2 separate regions of the Homo sapiens genome follow, and region 1 is linked to region 2. Evidence: read pairs that join two places in POLR2A ChIA-PET (ENCODE). Cell type or tissue: HepG2. All regions are shown on one strand. Region 1 holds the start of ANAPC5 (anaphase promoting complex subunit 5). Region 2 overlaps KDM2B (lysine demethylase 2B).

The links. Peaks named below come from ENCODE experiments on the same cell type or tissue, not always from the same donor. Only the 100,000 strongest peaks of a DNase experiment are listed, where the experiment ranks them.
Region 1: POLR2A ChIA-PET joins it to region 2 with 8 read pairs; 3 of 35 experiments call an interaction of 5 or more read pairs at or near these places.

Annotation. Positions count from the first base shown.
Region 1 is chr12:121,352,004-121,356,003 of GRCh38, reverse strand. ANAPC5 (anaphase promoting complex subunit 5) reads left to right here and starts at 3,593. Exons shown (of 17, transcript NM_016237.5): 1 at 3,593-3,870. The coding sequence starts at 3,664. RefSeq lists enhancers at 1,817-2,490, 2,491-3,166, 3,591-3,850, 3,843-4,000. In HepG2, no CTCF peak of the experiment used is centred here; DNase peaks (open chromatin) are centred at 1,773 and 3,513; H3K4me3 peaks cover 2,214 bases.
Region 2 is chr12:121,548,649-121,552,648 of GRCh38, reverse strand. It overlaps KDM2B (lysine demethylase 2B), which reads left to right. Exons shown (of 23, transcript NM_032590.5): 5 at 3,011-3,189; 6 at 3,666-3,772. Among named protein-coding and RNA genes, the nearest start is that of KDM2B-DT, 30 kb to the left of the region's middle. RefSeq lists an enhancer at 3,040-3,541. In HepG2, no CTCF peak of the experiment used is centred here; a DNase peak (open chromatin) is centred at 1,518.

The sequences.
Region 1 (4,000 bases), 200 kb after region 2:
CCGCACTCCAGCCTGGGCCACAGAGTGAGACCCTGGCTCCAAAAAACAAAACAGAACAAAACAAAAAACCCAATAACGATTGATGAGGATTGTAGTGAGTTGGAAACGGCATGCCCTAAATAAAGGTGGCTTATTTATTTATTTATGAGACAGAGTCTCACTCTGTCGTCCAGGCTAGAGTGCAGTGGTAATCATAGGTCACTGCAGCCTTGAACTCCTGGGCTCAAGGTATCCTCCGGCCTCAGCCTCCCAAGTAGCTGGGATTACAGGTGCATCCCAGCACACCTGGCTAATTTTTGTATTTTTAGTAGAGACAGGGTTTCACCATGTTGGCCAGGCATGTGTCAAACTCCTGGCCTCAAAGTGATCCACCCACCTCTGCCTCCCAAGGTGCTGGGATTATAGGCATGAGCCGCCACCTCCAGCCTATTTATTTATTTATTTTTGAGATGGAGTTTTTGCTCTGTTGCCCAGGCTGGAGTGCAGTGGCATGACCTCGGCTCACTACAACCTCTGCCTCCTGGGTTCAACCGATCCTCCTGCCTCAGCCCCCCGAGTAGCTGGGATTACAGGCACCCCCCACCATGCCTGGCTAATTTTTATATTTTTAATAGAGACAGGGTTTCACCATGTTGCCCAGGCTGGTCTCGAGCTCCTGACCTCAAGTGATCTGCCTGCCTTGGCCTCCCAAAATGTTGGGATTACAGGCATGAGCCATTGCACCTGGCCAAAGGCAGCTTATGCTGTGCATATCCAGTCAGTTGTTACCATCTAGGAATAAATCATGTTACCAAATTTTCAAATTTTTCAAGTGAAGCTGGAAATGTAGTTCTTTGTTGGCAGAAATATCCTAATTTTTAAGTGTTGGCAAACACCATGCAAAGCAAATAAAATATATCTAATGAGCCGCATTTAGTTTAGATTGCAACTTCAGTTTGCAACTTCTGGCTTAGAAATTCATCCCTTTTGGTCCCCAGCACCTAGAACAGTGCCTTAAATATAGCAGGAGCTTAGCACAGTGTTACTGAATAAATGAATCAATGGCTTGAAAGTCTTACCAATTTACAGTAAAATTGTTATTTAGGATTTTGTAAAATTACTTTCCTCTTTCCATTCATTAAGTGTTCCTACTCAGGATTTTAAGGTTGAATACTAGTTTATTCCACACAGACCCTTTGTCAAACCTTATTTATGGTATACACATATGCAAAAATATCCTAAAGAGCTGGGAGATTGTAAGTATGCTTTTTCATTAATAGAGTGAGGCATAAAAATAAACCGAGGCAAAGAAAGAGGTTAAGTGAGTATTAAATTCCTGGCAAAAGCCAGCTTCTCCTTTCACAAATAAAAGATAGTTATATAATAATTATGTATGGTAACTAAAACATACAGAGTTCTCAAGATAGGAAAGCTTGTATTACAAGATATCAATGTCTTCTTTTTTGATAGCATCATTTAGCTTATACATATCTGCCTTCTTTTTTGTTTTTGTGAACTAATAATGCATATTCATTCATTATTCATTAAACAAATAGCGATTGAGAAAACAAAAACCAGGCATGAGGCTGCATGCAGTGGCCCATGCCTTTAATCGTAGCAATTTGGGAGGCTGAGGCAGGAGGATCACTTGAGTCCAGGAGTTCGAGACCAGCCTGGACAACATCGCAAGACCTCGTGTCTACAAAAAATAAAAAAATTAGCCATGCATCCAGGCACAGTGGCTCAGGCCTGTAATCCCAGCACTTTTGGAGGCGGAGATGGGCGGGTCACCTGAGGTCAGGAGTTCAACCAGTTCAAGACCAGCCGGGCCAACATGGTGAAACCCCATCTCTACAAACAATACAAAAATTAGCCGGGCGTGGTGGTGCGTGCCTGTAGTTCCAGCTACTCGGGAGGCTGAGGCAGGAGAATTGCTTGAACCCGGGAGGTAGAGATTGTAGTGAGCCGAAATCGAGCGACTGTACTCCAGACTGGGCGACAGAGCAAGACTCCGTATCGGGAAAAAAAAAAAAAAAAAATTAGCCATGCATGGTGGCACAAGCCTGTAGTCTCAACTACTCGTGAGGCTGAGGTGGGAGGATTGCTTGAGCCTGGCATTCCTGAGGGCGAGGGGGTCTCCTGCCCTGCTCATGTCTAATTACCTACTTTAACTGGAGGCTGAGGTTGCAGTGAGCCGTGAGCGTGCCACTGCAGTCCAGCCTCGGTAGCAGAATGAGAGAGAGAGAAAGTATAATTTAAACAAACATAAAAATGGGCACAAGGCAGGCCGGGCGCGGTGGCTCACGCCTGTAATCCCAGCACTTTGGGAGGCCGAGGCGGGAGGATCACGAGGTCAGGAGATTGAGACCATCCTGGCTAACACGGTGACACCCCGTCTCTACTAAAAATACAAAAAATTAGCCGGGCGTGGTGGCCGATGCCTGTAGTCCCAGCTACTCGGTAGGCTGAAGCAGGAGAATGGCGTGAACCAGGGAGGTAGAGCTTGCAGTGAGCAGAGATCGCGCCACTGCACTCCAGCCTGGGCGACAGAGGAGACTCCGTCTCAAAACAAAACAAAACAAAACAAAAGGCACAAGGCACAGTGTGTGCATGTGGATAGCCAAAGTTGAATGGTATGTGGTTTTTCTTTCAAGGGACATAAAGACTAATAGGGATACCAGATCATTAATAATAATTCAGGGTATAGAGAACTAAGTGTCTTGGGAGAGGTACAGATGAACGGAAGGGGAATTGTGAAAAATCAGGTTCAAAATGTTGGCTGGGGATTGCTTTTGGAGGGCTTTGAAATGCAGAGTATAGATTTTGTAGTTTATTAGGTAGGAAACTGACTCAGCACATGGAGGTGATGTTGCTAATGTTCTATTTCACGTAAGGATACACGACCACTGGCAACCTGATCTGGCTGTCTGCAAATGGCATTTGTGAAACGCTGAAGAAAAATCTCATGTTCCTATCTTTAAAAAGACAGAGTTAAACTCCTAAACATTTGAGTTTAAAAGTAACATAATAAATACATACTTTAAGGGTGCAAATTTAATTTCGGTACTTTTAAACACAATCATTTAAACATTCTATTTGAACTATTTTCAAATTACATGAACAAGCCAGGCGCGCTGCCTGTAGTCCCAGCTTCTCGGGAAGGCGGGAGGATCGCTCGAGCCCAGGATTTGGGAGGGTGCAGTGCTCTTTGAGGGCGTCTACGAATAACCACTGCCCTCCAGTCTTGGTAACATAGCGAGATATCGTCTCAAACAACAACAACGACAACCACCACCACCACCACCAACAACAACAACCAACAACAAAAAAACCACTTTGGGAGCTCCTCAGTCCCTTCAGCCCCGACCCCAAGCATCGACTTCCCCTCCCATCCGGTCCCTGTCCACGTAGCCTGGGAACCTGCTCCCACTCGGCAAAAGTTTCTGTAGGGAGTCAGTCTTTTGGTGCACCCCTCCCCGCACTCTTGTACATTCTGACTGGCTGTCGCTCTCCCATGTGCTCTGACAGACTGCTCTGATTGGTTAACAAATGCCGCGAGCACGCGGATGTCTGTTTCCTGGGATATTGTGAGGGCGGGCGGAGATGTAGACCCGGTAGTGTTGTGCCTTGTGGTGACAACTGGCGGCAGCGCGCCGCGGGCCCGAGACTTAGTCTCGGGCCGCCATGGCCAGCGTCCACGAGAGCCTCTACTTCAATCCCATGATGACCAATGGGGTTGTGCACGCCAATGTGTTCGGCATCAAGGACTGGGTGACGCCGTACAAGATCGCGGTGCTGGTGCTGCTGAACGAGATGAGCCGCACAGGCGAGGGCGCCGTCAGCCTCATGGAGCGGCGGAGGCTCAACCAGCTGCTCCTGCCCCTGCTGCAGGTGAGAGGCGCCCGCTGGCTCCTGCTCGTGCAGCAAACTTTTACTGAGCATCTGCTCTGTGCGGAACCCTGGGCTTGGGGACACTCGTGTCCATCAGATACTCTCCCTGCCTGGAGGAACGTGAAGAAAT
Region 2 (4,000 bases):
CAGGCTAGAGTGCAATGGCACGACCTCAGCTCACTGCAACCTCCACCTCCTGGGTTCAAGCAATTCTCCTACCTCAGCCTCCCAAGTAGCTGGGATTACAGACGTGTGCCACCATACTTGGCTAATTTTTGTATTTTTAGTAGAGATAGGGTTTTGCCATGTTGGCCAGGCTGGTCTTGAACTCCTGACCTCAGGTGATCCACCCATCTCGGCCTCCAAAAGTGCTGGGATTACAGGCATGAGCCACTGCACTTGGCCAGGTCTGGGGTCATGTTTCAACCTTAGCATACGATCAAGATTCAGTATTCGGGGGATGGGAGAGGAACCTGGGCTTAGGCATTAGAATGAATTGGATTCAAATACCACTCTGCCACTCACGAATTGGGCATTCCTGGGCGAGTTAGTTGTCCAAGTCTCAGCTTCTCCTCCATTAAATGGGTGTAATTGAAGTTCTGCTTCACAGAGCTGTGACCACGATGAACCTAACACAAGATAATATATGTAGAGAACCCGCCTGTGCTGACACACATAGTAAATGGTAATGGTTGTAATTGGTAGTAAGAGTCTACTCTGGGGAGCTTGAGCCAGTTGCTGTGTCTCTGGGCCTTGGTCTCCCCATTTGTAAAACAGACTGTCTCACCTTGCTTTTCCAGGTTGCTGTGAAATTTAGATCTTGAACCCAAAAGATAGAAATACCCAAGTTCTCTTACATACTTAAGGTGTTACTTTCTTTTTTTGTTTCCTTTTTGTGGAGAATGTGGTCTCCCAGCCTGGGCAACTTAATGAAACCCTGTCATGCTGGGCGCGGTGGCTCACACCTGTAATCCCAGCACTTTGGGAGGCTGAGGCGGGCGGATCACTTGAGGTCAGGAGTTCAAGACCAGCCTGGCCAATATGGCGAAACTCCATCTCTACTAAAAATACGAAAAAGAGCCGGGTGCGGTGGTGCACGCCCTTAATTCCAGCTGCTCGGGAGGCTGAGGCAGGAGAATCACTTGAACCCCGCAGGTGGAGGTTGCAGTAAGCTGAGATTGTGCCACTATACTCCAACCTGGGCGACAGAGCGAGACTTTGTCTCAAAAACCAACCAACCAAACAAAGAAAACCAAAACCCTGTCTCTACAAAAAATAAAAACCTGGTTGGATGTGGTGGTGCCGCCCTGTAGTCCCAGCTATTCAGGAGGCTGAGGCTGGAGGATCCCTCGAGCCAGGGAGGTTGAGGCTGCAGTGAGCCACGATCGTGCCATTGCTCTCCAGCCTGGGTGACAGAGCGAGACCCTGTCTCAAAAAAAAAAAAAAAAAAAGAATGGAATCTTGCTGTGTTCCCCAGGCTGGTCTCAAACTCCCAGGCTCAAGCACCATCCTCCCACCTCTGCTTTTCTAAGTGCTGGGATTACACAGAGTTACTTTTATTTTTCAGTTCCGACCACATGAAAGGCTATGTTTATTTATTCAACAAATATTGACCACGGGCCTGTTAGAGGGCAGGTTCAGTGAACGGGATGAGACTATTACCCATATCAACATCTAAGTTCCATGAGAGTTCTGTCTAGTTCAAGGGCCAGCAAACTTTCTCTGTTAAGTGCCAGAGAGTAAATACTTACGGGTTTTCAGGCCATTTGGTCTGTTGCAACTACTTAGCTCTGCCATTGTCGCACGGAGCCAGCCCTATACAATATGTGAACCGATGACCGTGGCTGTGCCCCAGGAAAGCTTTGTAAATGGACCTGAGAATTTGGGTTTCATATAGTTTTCATATCACAAAATAGTATTCTTCTTTTGATTTTTCCCCCTCCGTTAACAAAAATGGAAAACCCCTCAAAACGTATGGCTATTGTAGGGAAAAAAAAATCTAGGCCAGTTGCGGTGGCTCATGCCTGTAATCCCAGTACTTTGGGAGGCTGAGGTGGGTGGATCCCTTGAGGTCAGGAGTTCAAGACCAGCCTGACCAACATGGCGAAACCCCATCTCTACTAAAAATATAAAACTTAGCAAGGTGTGGTAGCACATGCCTGTAATCCCAGCTATTCAGGAGGCTGAGGCATGAGAATTGCTTGAACCCAGGAAGTGGAGGTTGCAGTGAGCCGAGATTGTGCCACTGCATGATCTCAGTCTGGGCAACAGAGTAAAAAGGAAAGTTAAAAAATTCTTAACTTCTGGGTCACACAATGATAGGCCGTAGGCTGGATTTGGCCCTTGGGCTGTCATCATATGGTGGCCTTTGGCTGGTTTAACCTGTAACCTGTTGAGGTGGCTGTGAAGAAAGGTGGTCACTGGCTTCTTGGGATTTTCTTGTTTATATGTTTATTTCCTTTTCTTTCTTTCTTTTTTTTTTTTTTGAGACAAAGTCTTGCTCTGTTGCCCAGGCTGGAGTGAGGTGGCGCCATCTCAGCTCACTGCAACCTCTGCCTTCCGGGTTCAAGCTATCCTCTTGCCTCAGTTTCCTGAGTAGCTGGCACTATAGGCGTGAGCCACCACGCCCGGCTATTTTTTGTATTTTTAGTAGAAACGGGGTTTCACTATGTTGGCCAGGCTGGTCTCGAACTCCTGACCTCAGGTAATCCGCCCTCCTCGGCCTCCCAAAGTGCTGGGATTACAGGCATGAGCCATCATGCCTGGCCATCTTTGTATTTTTAGTAGATACAGGGTTTCACCATGTTGGCCAGGCTGGTCTCAAACTCCTGACCTCAGGTGATCCCTCCACCTCGGCCTCCCAAAGTGCTGGGATTACAGCCTTAAGCCACCATGCCCAGCTGCTTGGGCCCCTTTAGGTAGCTTTTGAGGTCATCGCAGACTGGCGTGGAGGCCATGGTGGTGCAGGGAAGCAAGGTGGGTGGGAGACAGATCCCAGAAGGAAAGCCGATGGGGTGAGGTAATTGAACAGATGAGGAAGAGGGGTGAGGACTGTGGGGAAACGTGGAGGAGCAGCTTTTGTTTAGTGAGGGGCTCCCATGTAGGATCTGGAGCCTTAAGCCGGCAGGAACAACCAGTGTGTGGCTTCTGCCTCCAGGGAGCCGGCGGCTTGTGGACGTGATGGATGTGAACACCCAGAAGGGCACGGAGATGAGCATGTCCCAGTTTGTGCGTTACTACGAGACGCCCGAGGCCCAGCGGGACAAGCTGTACAACGTCATCAGCCTAGAGTTCAGCCACACCAAGCTGGAGCACTTGGTCAAGCGTCCGACTGTGGTAGGTCCGGGGCCCAGGTACCCTCCCCAGATACCTTCCACCTCATCTCCTTCCCTGTCCCCCTGCCACCTGGGTTGTGCCTTGCAAAAAGGCTCATGTGGGTGTGGCTGGCTGGGCTTGGCAGGCATAGGGGTGACTAAGGTTGGTAACGTGGTTTGTAGAGACAGGGATCTTGCTATGTTGCCCAGGCTGGCCTTGAACTCCTGGGTTCAAGTGACCCTCTCACCTTAGCCTCCCAAAGCACTTAGATTAGAGGTATAAGCTACCGTGCCCGACCCCCAGCGACTGTTTCATCTCCTTCCCTTCTACAAAGTGTGGGTCCTGTCATCCCTGCCCTTCCTTCCTCCCATGTTGGGACTATTGAGCCCACAGTAGATTGGGGGAGCGGGGGGGCCCAAGGACTCTCCGGGGAAAGGGGTATTTGTGTCTGGCTCGGCAGTGGAGAAATGCAGTGCTCACACTGGTCTGGCTTTCAGGTAGACCTGGTGGACTGGGTGGACAACATGTGGCCCCAGCATCTGAAGGAGAAGCAGACAGAAGCCACGAACGCCATTGCAGAGATGAAGTACCCGAAAGTGAAAAAGTAAGACTGCCTGGCTGGTGGCCAGAGCTGGCAGGGTTGACCCCCAGGCTTGGGGAGGTGGGGAGGTGGGAAGGAGGCTCCTGGCCATCAGTGAAGGCTTGAGCGTCACAACCGCTCCCGTTCAGAACTGAAGGACTGTGCCTGTGGGGGCACAGCTGGGACAGGAGGGACGGGGTCCTTCGCGTGTGCAGGTTGGCTGCAGGGGCTCTGATGTCTGCTCTGGGACCA